Regions from separate parts of the Homo sapiens genome. Here all the other regions are linked to region 1. A link is a contact called in ENCODE Hi-C or POLR2A ChIA-PET data. All regions are on one chromosome and are shown on one strand. The core of a region is the stretch at or near the end of the contact, and the rest is flanking DNA. Distances in the headings are between cores, read along the strand shown.

Region 1 (2,700 bases), core at 43-2,542:
GAATGAATGAATGAGTAGAGGAGTGCTTATTTTATATTCTGTATATCTTGCATATAAATCATAGGCACACATATTGTTTGGTGTATTTGAAACATTTAATAGCATAAAATATTTAAATAATCTTTCAGAATCCACCTTGAGAGTTGCGGATAATAATATATTTTGAACAGAAATTTCAAAATGTGCCTCAGTCTAATATGTATTTGTCCCTGCAAAAAGCTGGGAAGGTAAGAATGGAAGTGGAAAAGGATAAAACATGTCAATTTAGAGAAGACTTTTCCCTATCTGGCATCCCTTGAAATCAACAGTTAGATAATAGATAAACTACATGGGGAAATTTTGTACCATTTGAGGGTGTAATCTGCCACATTATTTCATGAGAAAGTTTGGTCATGTGGTCTTTGGTCATGTGGTCTTTTTTTTTTCTTTCCTTCTTTGCAGTGACCTACAGGAAGCTCAAAGCTGTGTGTTCAGCTGCTCTGGCTTTCTTCATGGTGGGGCTTAGCATTGATTCCCTCTCCTGATGGCTCCCTATGGCACTCCAAGGCTGAGACATATTTGAGGCTGGTATGTTTGGGTATGGAAGGGAGTCTGGCACTCGGGTGGAGGGTAAGCCTGAAAGGGATATTAAAGTAAAGGATGGGTACAGTTATCTGTATTTAGGCTATCAGCATGTCCTGAGCTTTACTGCCATGGCTTTTCCCTCCCACTGGACTGTAAGCTCCTTGAAGACAAGGGCCTCATTGCAATTGTTCTTCATCCTGTAGCTGGTCATGCAGGCACAGTGGTGCATGGTGTGTGGTAGATCTATAAATACATATCAAATGAATGAATGACATACCATGGACAGCTCTCTTCCTATCCTATTGCTAGAGCACATGGGCTCGCAGGCAGGTGAGTGAACACAAACATGTGTGCACCCCACACACACACACACGTACAAACTCACACATCCATCATTTACATGCAGAAGTTACATTATACTTTCATGCCACCATCTGAGAATTCCAAAGAGAATATCAGGTGAAATACGTTAAATTACTTTTGCACATGCTACAGGTCATGAGAGTATGAGTTCATGAGAAAGGAGACACTGAAACTGAATTAGCAACAGAGAGCAGAGGTTGTGCTGAAGGGAAAGCAATGTTAATGCCAGGAAGGAGTCTGGTGTTGTACGTGGGAAATTTGGGATAAACTGCATGGATTTTACAGCCTTCCAGGGAGGCAGAGTGCTGGAGTAGGTTCAGAAAGCATTTCTGAAAACCTCTTTCTTCTAGTCACCCTGCCTAATTTCCTCTGACTCTGTCCTCCCCTGGCTGCATTTCCTGTTTCTGGTTAGAACTCTGACCTAAGTTTCTTTATTTCGGAACTAAGCAGAATTACTTGTTTCAGTGAATACATTTGTGGACCACAGCAATGGGGAGAAAGGAGCCTGAGAAAAGTGTTCCTCCGGCCCTTGAGGTCAAAGACCTGTAGGAAGTGGTATGGCAATGACCTTCAGTGACAGCAAGCCCGTGATGTGACTTCAGCAAAGTGGGATGGGCCATTTTCACTCACTGAGCTTGTCAGATGACCTTTTCTTGATTCACCATTACCTGGAGAGTTTATCCAACTGCTGGGACACAGGAGATGTGAAGAAATGGGTATACTGGTTTGAAGGATAAATTTGCCTTCTAGCTGAACAGAAATCTGAGAGCTGCTGAATCACCTGCAAAATTATATCTTGTTCTGTAGTTTGTTTCCTAAGTTTCCTGGGATTTGATTAGTCAGGAAAAGACCACACCACTAGCAGGGGAAGTCCAGGAACAAGGGAGCCAATGAGTTCTGTGTCCTACTTAAATGAACCTTGAAGGTATCCAGGAGAATCCTTCCTTCTAGCTATGGAAAGATGGGAGATGGGGCAAAGTGATGCCCAGTCATGGCCAAGAAAGATCTGATGTTTCTACAAACAGCTCTCCCTTTCTTGCATATCTACCTAAACTGGAGACCCTTTTATCTTCTGCCAGCCTGCTTCAAGGCTTTTTTTTTTTTTTTTTTTTTTTTGGTGGAAATAAGTTAGGTGGGTGGGAAAGGAAGAAATGCAAAGTTGTGTCTGCCTGTGATTAATCTTCTCCAGAACACACCTGGGTCTTAGAATCACAGAGGCTTTGGATCGGAGGGGGCTGAGCCGAGCAAATTGTTCGGGAGTGGGTAGAAGGATAAGAGGTCAGGTGGGTAGATGGAGAGGGCCTCATGGAGGGACTTCCCCATAAATGCAGCTCCTGCATCCACAGTCCTTTCAAATGTGCTGTGCTTCACTAAGATCAAATGCATGGGAACTGGGCAGTTTTCCAACTTGTCCTTAATTGTACTCTTGCTAGCATGGCTTTATTAGTGGGTTCTAAGTGTTGTGAATGCCAAGAAAATCGGACATCATAGAATAAAGGCTATATTTTACAACCAAATATTAAGCATACCTTTCATGTATTACTGTTTCCCAGTGGACTGCAACATTTTTACATCTATTATTACATTTATCCTCACTACCTCCGTATGAATTATGCAGGGACTTATGCTCATTTTTCACATAACTAAACTGCAAATCAGAGAGGTTAAGTAATTTGCTCCAGGTCACACAGCTACTAAGTGAAAGAATCAGGACAAGTATTCAGATCTTCTTTTTACACTAGCAGTTTGGTTCTGTCCATCCACTACTGATGG
Region 2 (2,700 bases), core at 93-2,592, 310 kb after region 1:
GCCCAGTCTATGGTATTTTCATTAGAGCAACCCAAACAGGACTGAGAGAAGTAGTATTGCTGGAACAGGGGAAACAATAATGGTAAAATATACAGGGTGGAGGGGCCCTGGTCTTTAGAGACATCATCTTCTTTCTTATCCTTGGGCAGAAGCAGCAGGAAACTAACAAGAACTTCCAGCAGCAGGTGCATGGTGAGCTCATCACTATTGCAGTCACATCAGGCTGCCATTCAGGATACCAAAGATGGGGCAGCTTACACACCAGGCATGACTTTCTCAGTTTTGGAGGCTGTAAGTCAAAAATCAAGGTGGCAGCCAATTCTGTTCCTGGTGAGAGTCCTCTTGCTGGTTTGCAGATGACTGGCTACTCTCTGAATCCTTACATAAGGAAGAGAGCAATCATCTCTCTCCTGTGTCTTCTCCTAAGAGTGCTAATCCCATTCATGAGGGCTCCACCCGCATGACCTATCACCCCCAAAACCCCATCTCCAAATACCATCACTTTAGGGATTAGGACTTCAACAGAGAAATTCAGGGAGGGGACCACAAACACTCAGTGCACATCAGTAACTCACAACTTCTCTCGTAGTTCCCTGTGGATGTGTGGAAGAATGGGTATCTGTCAAAAGTTAGACACACCAGGGGAAAGGAAAGCCTGGTGATTCTATAGAACCTTCCTTGTACTCCCGTCTCCAATTCAGGATCCAATGGCAGGAGAATGGGCAACAAAATGCCCTGAGAAGCTCATGAGGTCAGCACAGAAGATGCCATGAGTCTCCTGTGATGTTGGGAAAGGAATCTCTCTCAGTGGACACTGTGGGGAGGGAAGGAGGGTCTGGGAAACAATGCCTCTCTTGCCTTTTTAAATCTAAGAATTGCACATTCAGAGGGGAGTGGGAGTACAGTCATGTCATCATCTCCACATTTCATTTGATAAAGGATAGACGGTTTTGAGTCATAGACCTTTAAATATGCATGGGGTGGGGGTGGCATTAGATGAACCCTAGTCTCAAGTTGCTGGGTGAGATGAAGTCAAACAGTATCAAACCCTTTCATTCTCCTAAAAATGAGCCAAGACCATGAGCTGTAGGTAGGCATTTGCTCCAAAATGATATATTGCAGTTTTGCAACTTTCCTTTCTGTGGCTGCTGCTGTCCAAAATGCCACTTCCCTCTTAAGTTCTTCTATGCACAGTTAGAAAGATAAAATGCTAAGCAGTTGAAAAGGGTTGAAAAAGAAAGATGTAGGTTTAGGTCCGGAGCCTGGCGCACCCGCCCTAATTTGAGTCAGGGACCCTAGGCGCCTGCAGCTCCGGTTCGGGTTGAGTGCCTCCTGTCAGGATGTGAAGCTGCTGTCCCCCCCGGGGGCCTCCAGCACTGCTGAGGACTCAGCAGTCAGCCTCTCCTCCCACTTGGGCTCATTTACAGAGAGCATCTCCAGGAATCAGTCATGGGGAAAGGGGAAACGCGGAGTGACAACACAACACGTAGAAAGTTCTCTGCCGCCTTGGTCAGGCTTGTCAGCCTCACAGCCCATCCTGCTCCTGCGGGAGGAAAAGTGAGCAGAACTCAGCCCGGAGATGAGCCGCAGGCCGGCAGCCCCTGCCTCTGCCCTGCTTGTTGTGACTGCAATGCAAGGCTCTCTGTAGGTGCGGGGGATTCGGGTTAAATGGGTCTCCAGTGGTCCAGCGCTCCCAGCAAAGGCCGACCACAAGAATTAGCGGGCTAGTTATTTACCATAACCATATACAAAACCACAAGCATCAGCGTTCCCTCAAATACATCCGAGACGCTGTATATCTCTTTATTAAAGCCTGTCAGGGTTTGTTATTGCACAGCTTGGCCTTGAACCCCAACTAAACCAGGCTGCTTGAGCAAAGAACCAAGCAATGCAAGCATTCAGGCAGGACCATTATAACCCTGAGGCCAAAGGCAGAAGCAGGGAGAGGAGACGTCTTCCTCTCCTGCCTCTCTCCTTTCACTTTCACTTCGAATTGATTTTTAACTACATTCGAGCTCACGATGATAGATGGCTGTAAAATATTTTAATCATTCATAAATAAAGTATTTATCTTGTGTGAGTTATCCGGTCTCCTTCACTTTAATGAACACAGTATACATCACGCTAATCCATTACTATCAATCATAGGTTTCAAGGTAGGCAATGTAAAAACTTAGAATTGTTGTCATCCCTTCTAGGCCTTTGGACTAAGATCAGGTTTGGTTGCTATTCTTATCTGTTTGCTTAGTTTTACTTTGCCTCGTTCTCAGACCTATTTTTTTCAAAGCCATGATGTATGCATTCTAGCACATTGATGTCATTTTGAGTTCAAATGCCCCACTGGTTAAGAAAACAGCACAATGTGGAATTTTCAGCTTTCAAAAAGGTCTTTGCTACAAGACAACTCAGATAAAGAATTTAGCAATAGCCAAGATAGAGTGGTGGTGATTAAGTGATGTAATCAAAGGATTGCAATTCCCATTCTAAATAACTCTCTAACTTCAAATTTGACTATGGGGTGACCAACCTATCGGGGTGTATGTTGAACTTTCCTGGTTTGAGCACTGAAATTTGCATGTCCTGAGAACTCCGAGTCCCAGGCAAGCCAGCCTGGCTAGTCACCTAACTATGATAAATTCAGTCTTCGGCATAAGTACATACTGTTAAAACTTCATGTGTTAAGACACAAGAAGGCAACCA
Region 3 (2,700 bases), core at 175-2,674, 360 kb before region 1:
TATGAGCCAAATTCCCTCATTGAAATGACCTATAGGCCTGGTATTTTAAGTACATGGGTGTGGAGCACAAAAGACTCTCAAGTGTTTCTCCCAGCGAGCTGCAGCCGGAATAGTGAGAAATCACAGGAGAGCAAGGGAGGGCAGGTTGGCTAAATAGCAACGGCCCCAAAATGGGCTTTTCAGGACCCAGTGCAGGGGTGGAAGGATGGGGCTGCTGCCGAGAGGGCCGGTGTTTCTGTTGGCAGCCTGGAGGATCCAAGGCTCCCTGAAGCACTCACTGGCCTTGGTCTGGTGAGGCCAGCAGAGGCTTTGGTCAGTGCACAGATGGCCCCAGCACTGATCCTGTGTGTGCTGCTGGAAGTCGGCAGCTCTTGGTTCCAGAGGGGGCCACCACGGGGTCACAGGGTGGCCTGCATGGAAGGAAGCCAAGGAAAGGGGTAAACAAGGGGTAAACACCAAGTCCTTCCTCCTGCTCACTGAACCCTGACCACCACAGCAGCATCAGTTCCAGCCAGGGCTTGGGTTCCAGGAGGACCATTAGAAGACCATTAGAAGCACCAAACGACACTCATACTGAATAAGAAGGTGAGAACAAAAAACAACAGGGCAGATGAGGTTTGTCTTGATGTAGGCTTGGAAGCAGTGAGAGAGAAGAATTCCATATAAAATCCCATGAAGGTGGAAACACAGTGGTGATTCATTCAGTGTGGACTCTCAAGGCAACCTACTTAGGTTCAAAACCTCGCTCTGCCACTTGCTAGCTGTGTGACCTCAGGCAAGTTACTTGACCTCTCTGGGGCCTCAGCTTTGTCATCTGTAAAAGGGGGTTAATAACAGTCATTCCATCTCGTAGCATTGTTCTGCAGGTTAAATGGAATGCTGAATATACAAGCAGAGCACAGGGAAAGGTCTCAGTAAATGTCAGTGGAATGATCATTAAAGACATGATAAAGGTGATTCCACAAAGACCAGAGCTGTGACAGATCCCGTAAGAAGGAGCTGGGGATGAAGTAGGCACTGACGTCTGACATGAGGAGGGGTTTTGTGCGTGTGTGTGTGTGTGTGTGTGTGTGTGTGTGTGTGTGTGTGTGTGTTCAGCAGGTGATGGGGCTGCTACCAGGCCTAAACGCAACTTGAACTTCAAGTTCAAGTTCACTCCTGCCCCGCCAGCTGGCGACCTTTGTAAGGCACAACTGTGAGTGGCTGATATGCTATGTAAACAAGCCAGGCCAGTGCTCCTCACTGCAACATGTGTTGTCTCCCTCGACGCCAGTGTGTCCATCCAAATGCCAGGGCAAAATACTAACTGCTTTATTTAGTTGGGAAGAAGGTCAAGGGGTGAGTCTTCCTGGACACTCGCTGCCATGACACACTCCCCAGGGCCAGTCAGCGGGGAGGCCCCAGGTCTAGGCTTGATTAGTCTTGACGTTGGCGGCCCTGGGGCTGGTGAACTCTGACAGCCAATTGTGGTCAAATAAAGCCACGGCTGGAACCTGCAGTTCCGCATGGCCCAGCGCACTCTCCACTTCCTCACCACATCTGGGAAGTGGCTAAACCTCAGGATTGCTTCAAATGTGCACACTGCTCCCCAAAGAGCTGAGGGTGGCAAGGAGATTACAAAGCAAAAAGACATGCAGCTCGGGGTCATTTCTTGCCTAGGTGTGAAGAACATATTTAAAAGTGCATCCAGGCCACATCAGAGCAGAATCCTCCTATAACACCCCGTGTCTGACGGGCGAGCCCCGACTCCTGTTGTGACTCGGCCTCCTCAGGTCTAGTTTGCAGGTATCCCCGGTCTACCTGAGTTGGCTCTGCAGCAGACTCTGTTCCTGTCACTCTCCTTAGTGTAGGTCTGTAAGCATGAGTCATCTTCTTCTTTTGGGGACAGTTTCAGGGGATGTGAAACTTGCCCTTTGTCACGCAAAGGAAGGCTGCAGACACAAAGGAGCCGTCTGCCCTGGGGGCTCAGAGTCCTTAGGAAACACAATCGCAACATTTTTCACTCTTGTGTTTGTCTGCAGGAAAGCCAGTTGTGCCCAGAGTCTTGAAACGCCCAAAGAGTGAGAAAGGAAAAATAAAAGAAAAACATCGCAGCTTTTAAAAACCAAGAGAGTCAGTGAAGGCTCAGGTTCTGCTCTTTGCAAATTCAGGAAATCCCACAAGATCCTGAAAGGTTGCAGGGAGATTTCTCCTTTTACAATAGATGGCTTTGGGTCTAATTTTAATTGCGGATAACTAAGTATAAAAATTAACGTACCCTCGGATTCCAGGAGTAGTCTGCATTTGGAGTATTTTTTATGAAGTATTTTTAATTTTGATTTCTCACTTTTCCACTGGAACAACCTAACAGCCAAAATTCATGCTTATGCTCCTCTTCCATTTCCTTACCCAAACATTTGCCACTATTTTTGACAGTGGAGTTGTATAATTAATTTATTTGGGGATTTCTGGACGGGATACAAATCCTTCAACTTGCACATAATTTCCTGATTCTCCATGCTGAATTGAATTAAGATGTCGGCGTACTGTATATACTTGTGTGCAAAGTGCCTGTATTTGCAGATTGCTTGATCCAATCGCACTCACATCACACATGCAAAATGCAGACTTGAGGCCTAAGCTACTGGCACCAGGACTACCCTCAAAAGTCAGACTGAAAATCAGGTCCTTAGAATATAGAACTCAGTTTTCCATGGAAAT
Region 4 (2,700 bases), core at 51-2,550, 480 kb before region 1:
GGAGGATGCTTTTCAAACATGTCCTTGGGAACCTCTGCAGACCCATTCCCAGCCCATTCTCCATGATTCCAGGCCTGGCCAGGTTGAAAACTTCTGTAAATTAAAACTCAAATAAAGAGAGTATAGCTTGGGCATACCTTTTGCACATGCATATATATGTATGTGTGTGCATGTGTGTGTGTGCATGTATGTGTGTGCATGTATGTGTGTGCATGTGTTGGGATTTTTTATTTTTTAAATTTATATTTATTAAAAAAATTTTTTTTGAAACAAGGTCTTCTTCTGTCTCCCAGGCTGGGCTGCAGTGGTGTGATTATGGCTGACTGCAGCCTCAAACTCCTGGGATCAAGCAACCCTCCCACCTCAGCCTCCCAGAGCACTGGGATTACAGGTTTGAGCCACTGCACCTGGCCTATTTAAAAAGTTTGTCTAGAGCAAAAAGTCCCTAGACCTGCCAGTCCAGGGCACTAAATCACAAGAACACCAAGGCCAAACAGGCTTGAAGTCTCCAGGCTCCTCACTGGCAAACTCTACTTCCTGATCCCTTAGTGGGTTGAGGTGCCAACAGCCCCCTGGGGAGGAGGGGGTTGCATTATGGCCGTGGAGAGACTCTGAGCCTTATCAACGGTGTGGGGATGACACCCTTTTCGGAGCACTTTGTGAGGCTTTGTGCCATGCTGGGCGCTTGGCGTCAGAGACAAATAGAATCAATAACTGTGCAAAAAAAGTTGCCAGATAATTTATCCCATTGGCACCGAGCCTAGAATTATAATCAGATCTTGACTTCTTCAAAGCCTTCTTGCTTTGGATTTTCCAAATCGAAAATAAATATTGGGGGCAATTACCTTTCCTTAGTTCTCTGATGTATGAAGGGGAGTTTTCATCTATTAATTTAAGAACCCTCTCATTTCATTCGGAAGGTATTAGCCCATGGAACTTGTTAACTTAATATCAACACAGTCTGTCTAGGTTTTGACTGAAAAGAGAAAGGGGTTGTTATGCTCTAGGTTAATATTTTCCTCTCTTTAAGAAGTCTTGGGTATGCCAGACACTTCTCGGACAAAAACAGCTGTTTTCTTCCCATTGCTGAACGCATTGTTTGTGCGAGTTCACTTACTTGCTATACTCAGAATATCCTCCAGGAGTCAGCAAATCCCAACCTCTGGACGTGGCTCAGGGCCGCCCTGCCCATTGCTGAGCTGATTTGGAATTTGGGCCTGAGAGAGGAAGTGATTATTGGATGACAGGCTGCCTCCTAGGGGGCTTCTCTGGGCTTGCCATGAAAGCACTTCCGGAGGAAAAGCAGAGCTCCATCAGTCTCTTTTGGAGAGCTGTGAACGTGACCAGACCTATTAATTACTTAACTGAGGTGCTGAACTTTGAAAATGAAAGTTCCGGTGGGGAGTTCTGTCCTTTCCAGCCTGGGGAGCTCTGTCAGGGCTCTCCTGAGCGTCTCTTTCAGCTTATCAAGCTCGCTCGGGGACCGTCTCTGGTAAGTACAGGCAACCCCTCCAGCCAACCCCTCCACCCTGTGGGCCGGGGAAGTGTCTCATCGTTGAATCCACTTGCAGGCACTTCCTTGATCTCAAGCCCCACCACGCTGCCCCCAGAGTCCCAGCGAGTGGCTCAGTCACACTGGTGCGTGCCTCTCACCCGCTCTGACCTCGTCATGGGGTCCCCGAGGTGCTGGTTCATGCAAGGCTCTGTGCCTAACCAAGCTAAACACGGTGGGGCTGGGAGCAGAGGCTCACACCTGTAATCCCAGCACTTTGGGAGGCCAAGGCAGGTGGATCACCTGAGGTCAGGAGTTTGAGACCAGCCTGACCAACATGGTAAAACCCCGACTCTACTGAAAATACAAAAATTAGCCAGGCGTGACATCATGCGCCTGTAATCCCAGCTACTCGGGAGGCTGAGGCAGGAGAATCGCTTGAACCTGGGAGGCGGATGTTGTGGTGAGCCAAGGTCGTGCCACTGTACTCCAGCCTGGGTGACAGAGGGAGACTCCATCTCAAAAATAAATAAATAAACAAACTGGTACAGTGCCCTAGTGGCTTTGTGGCTCTGGCTGGGGGAGGAGGGTGGGTTGCATAACTGAGCAGCACCTCCAAGCACGATACCAACACTGCCCAGGGCCTGGCAGAGTCTACAGCTGGTCCTTATCCATGAAACTGGGGGTGAGGGGACGGGGACTGGCGGGGGGACAAATCACCTGCACAAGTGGAACAAAGATACAGGAGATAATGACAGCAAATGGAACGTAGAGTTGATGCGTTCATTGACAAAGAATTTCACACCCTGCATTATCTCACTTGAGCCCCATGAAGAGCCTGTGAGGTGGCTAGGGATGTGGAAGGAGTAGATAGGAGAGGCACAGAACAGGGGAAGGAAGGAGTGGGGCTGGGAGTGAGGACCAGGAAGGCAGAGCTGGCCCCTGGACAGGAAGAAAGCCCAACTGCCTCCCTCCCTCCCATCTGCCCTCCTGCCTGCCCTTTTCCAATAAGATGGAAATGCTGAAGGGGTTAAAAAGACAGCATTCTAAAAGCTGAGATCCTAAAATTGTGACCTCCCCTGTGATCTTAGCCTTCGTGTCAACAGCATTGAAAATGAACCTTGGTCGGGCACGGTGGCTCACGCCTGTGATCCCAGCACTTTGGGAGGCCGAGGCGAGTGGATCACCTGAGGTCAGGAGTTCAAGGC
Region 5 (2,700 bases), core at 138-2,637, 380 kb before region 1:
GGACACACATGCATATACACACAGGCAGATATACAGACATGGGGACACATATATACAAACATACACACATACTGACATACACACATATACACATACATACATATACATCCATCACACATCCATACATCCACTCACACACACACACCGTTCTGTGATCGCCCTCAGGACATGGGCCAAGACAAGTGTAGCAAGCAACAGTCAATGGACAGGAAAGGCTGGCCAACGCCAAGGCAAGATCAACAACCAATACAACTTCAAGCCAGAGACGCACACAGGCCTGCCCCTCCCCAGCCCCCCTGCACCATGCGCCCAAGACTCACGGGACAAAAACCCAAACAAAACTCTGCTCCCTGAGTCCAGGGCTCATTGCCACGAGCAGTGGAGTTTTTCGCCCACTCACATGAGACTCGGGCCTCTCCTAAAAGCAGAGCACTCAAAATCTAAATCTGCCATCCCCGGTCGCCAGGGCTCACTGTCCATTTCTGTCTGGTGACTAAGGAGGTAACTTGAGCTCAGGGCAGAGAAGCCACCTGCTGGCTTTTGCTCTTGACCAGAGGTAGCCCTCTGTGGGGGAAGTGGAGGCAGTTTCTTAAGAAGGGTGCAGACAGCTCCCAAATTCAAGGTTTTTCTTCTTCTACCAGCCTATAATCCCAAATATTAGCAACCCTCCCTAGGTTAAGGTCTTATCTCAAGGAAACCCCCAGTTACAGCGTAACTGAAAAGTAACCAGAGAGTGGTAACCACCAGTGACATGGATTTGTTGATCAGAGTAGCTCCTGCCCAGGGACAGACTCTAAAGAGAAGGCGACTTGCAGAAGAGAAAGAAAGTATTGGTGGCGGGTGGCGCACTATGGAGATATGAGCACTGACTCACAGAACGCTGCCTGGAGCTTCTGACATGGCTTTGGAGTTCAGGCATCAGCAGGGCTAGTCCTGGGGTAGACAGGCAAGACCTGGGGGCCAGGAGAAGAAGATCCAGGAGGCGCACACACACTGCTTGCGTGAGCATGTTACCAGCACTGAGGCTCTCCACACTGGCCTCCTAACCTCCCTGCAGGAATCTCAGTTCCCCTCCCGCAGCAGCAGATCTCATACATAATGGGCAGAGACACTGAGCATGTTTGGACAGGACCGAGGTAAAGGCAGGGCCCTTCCAAGGTTGGGTGATGCCTCCATAAATGCTGGACAAATAAATGAATGAGTGAGTGAGTGAATGAATGAATGAGTGAGCCCCTTTCCTGGACTAGATTTATTCTGGAATGCTCATCCAGCAGTGTGGAGGATGATCTCTCCTCCTCTGTACTTCTAAAAAGAGGGAAGGAAATTCCCTCCTATTTCTAAAAGCCCTGCCCCCTGGGCCTCGGGGACTTTCCCAACAGCAGGGGAACAGCATCTGACTCTGACGCTCTCTCCTGTCACAGACGCCAACTGAGGTTCTAGGCTGGCCTTGCAAAGCCCTTGGACAGATGGCTGAGCAGGTCCTGGCTGGTACAGAAGGACAGGGTACCCTGGCCACTCACAGCTCCTGAGTACTCACTAGTACAAAAGCCAACCGCAGCAAGTTGTTTTGAACAGAACGTTGACCCTCCCTCACAAATAAGGCTTCCGGTTGTTTGTGTCATGACAGCCTCATTCAGGCATCAGGCTCACTTCTATGCACTGTTGTCCACGTGCCAGAAGCAGCCACCTGCTGAGAAGGGCATCTGTGAGGAGGGAGACCTCTTCTAAAGTTACCTGAATGGGCAAGTGGCTGTTTGCCTAGACTCCCACAGAGCACAGCATGGTGATGAAGATGCTGGTCCCACTGTCTGCCAGGTAACATTGGGAGGGAAAGTTCTGTTTATTCCAAGACACTAGTGCCTCCTATTCACCTTGGTGACCACATTTGAGCCAGTTAGGAAATGAAGGAAGGGAAGGTTCCATCCTTGCCAGGGATGGAGACAGGGATGGAGGGCAAGGATGGACGCCCAGGACAGCCTTCTGTCCGGCAACATTCCCCCTCCTCAATCCTTTCCCGATTCGAAAGGTACACAACTTCCCCCTGGCCTGTCTACCTTGAGTCTCTGCCTATGGCTGCCTGGCCTGGTGAGACCAGCCTCCCAGCTCCTCTGTGTTACGCAGGCAATAGGAGAGCTGCCTTTTCAACAACTGTTTTGAACTTTCCTCTCCTTTTAACTCCTTCAACAGTCCCTCTTCTGTGTGAACACTCTGGTGTGTGAAAGCAAGACCTCAGCTCAGGGAGACAGCCCTCATAAACTGCCGCAGATTACCCTGTCTTTTCCCAGCCGGAGGGGGACCCCGCCCCACTCCCTTCCCAGTCTCTTCCCCACCCCCAACTTTTTTTTTTAACCACTTCTGCTTCCTTCATTTTCTCAGCAGCTGCAGCGGAGAGATATAGTAAAGCTACTGTATAGGATTTTGAAAGCAGGGCCTCCAAGAGCTTTCCAAACTCCACACAAGCCAGTTATTCTCTGCCTTGTTTTCTTTGGCTTCAGGTTAGTAACACAGAATGAGTCAAACAGTATTAACTTTCAATAGGGAAGTGGTGTGGTCAACCAAAGCTGTTTGCGGCTAGATTATGAAGATAGGTAGGGCAGGTAATGCAGAATAGCCCATAATACTGTGAGGAGGCAGAGGAGGGAGGCGGCCCCACTCAGAAACACTCCAACAATTAAGTCAACAGAACTCACACCATCTTTT

Evidence for each region. Hi-C counts contacts between places; a loop is a spot of excess contacts on that map. ChIA-PET counts read pairs that join two places held with the same protein, here RNA polymerase II (POLR2A). Pooled maps may share reads with other maps.
Region 2: a pooled map shows a loop between it and region 1 (5-fold over the local background). The contact joins two enhancer-like sites. A Hi-C loop is called at or near these places in 2 of 37 single-sample maps with no recorded cell type and 4 of 50 pooled maps.
Region 3: a loop to region 1 is called in a map of B cell, with 3 times the contacts of the local background. The contact joins two enhancer-like sites. A Hi-C loop is called at or near these places in 2 of 168 maps with a recorded cell type or tissue (B cell and Ramos), 16 of 37 single-sample maps with no recorded cell type and 5 of 50 pooled maps. POLR2A ChIA-PET finds 5 or more read pairs at or near these places in 2 of 52 experiments (AG04450 and activated B cell).
Region 4: a map of OCI-LY7 shows a loop between it and region 1 (5-fold over the local background). The contact joins the promoter of LINC01426 here to the enhancer-like site in region 1. A Hi-C loop is called at or near these places in 2 of 168 maps with a recorded cell type or tissue (OCI-LY7 and gastrocnemius medialis) and 6 of 50 pooled maps.
Region 5: a pooled map shows a loop between it and region 1 (3-fold over the local background). The contact joins two enhancer-like sites. A Hi-C loop is called at or near these places in 1 of 37 single-sample maps with no recorded cell type and 3 of 50 pooled maps. POLR2A ChIA-PET finds 5 or more read pairs at or near these places in 1 of 52 experiments (activated CD4-positive, alpha-beta T cell).

Annotation. Positions count from the first base shown.
Region 1 is chr21:35,221,364-35,224,063 of GRCh38, forward strand. All of the region lies in intron 1 of LOC124905015 (a long non-coding RNA gene), which reads right to left. Among named protein-coding and RNA genes, the nearest start is that of RUNX1, 170 kb to the left of the region's middle. Within about 2 kb of position 1,293, at least 3 of the 41 ENCODE cell types and tissues checked have a DNase peak (open chromatin) inside an H3K27ac peak, as active enhancers do; they include OCI-LY7, where a contact is called at or near this core.
Region 2 is chr21:35,527,374-35,530,073 of GRCh38, forward strand. All of the region lies in intron 1 of LOC100506403 (a long non-coding RNA gene), which reads right to left. Among named protein-coding and RNA genes, the nearest start is that of MIR802, 190 kb to the right of the region's middle. RefSeq lists enhancers at 959-1,078, 1,139-1,188, 1,209-1,388. Within about 2 kb of position 1,343, at least 14 of the 41 ENCODE cell types and tissues checked have a DNase peak (open chromatin) inside an H3K27ac peak, as active enhancers do.
Region 3 is chr21:34,864,232-34,866,931 of GRCh38, forward strand. The region is part of intron 5 of RUNX1 (RUNX family transcription factor 1); the gene reads right to left. All of the region lies in intron 1 of RUNX1-AS1 (RUNX1 antisense RNA 1), which reads left to right. Among named protein-coding and RNA genes, the nearest start is that of RUNX1-AS1, 29 kb to the left of the region's middle. RefSeq lists enhancers at 1,069-2,268, 1,539-1,708, 1,749-2,028. Within about 2 kb of position 1,425, at least 17 of the 41 ENCODE cell types and tissues checked have a DNase peak (open chromatin) inside an H3K27ac peak, as active enhancers do.
Region 4 is chr21:34,744,525-34,747,224 of GRCh38, forward strand. LINC01426 (long intergenic non-protein coding RNA 1426) reads left to right here and starts at 1,301. Exons shown (of 3, transcript NR_038885.1): 1 at 1,301-1,492. RefSeq lists enhancers at 1,180-1,681, 1,682-2,181, 2,388-2,682.
Region 5 is chr21:34,843,389-34,846,088 of GRCh38, forward strand. The region is part of intron 6 of RUNX1 (RUNX family transcription factor 1); the gene reads right to left. All of the region lies in intron 1 of RUNX1-AS1 (RUNX1 antisense RNA 1), which reads left to right. Among named protein-coding and RNA genes, the nearest start is that of RUNX1-AS1, 8.4 kb to the left of the region's middle. Within about 2 kb of position 1,388, at least 20 of the 41 ENCODE cell types and tissues checked have a DNase peak (open chromatin) inside an H3K27ac peak, as active enhancers do.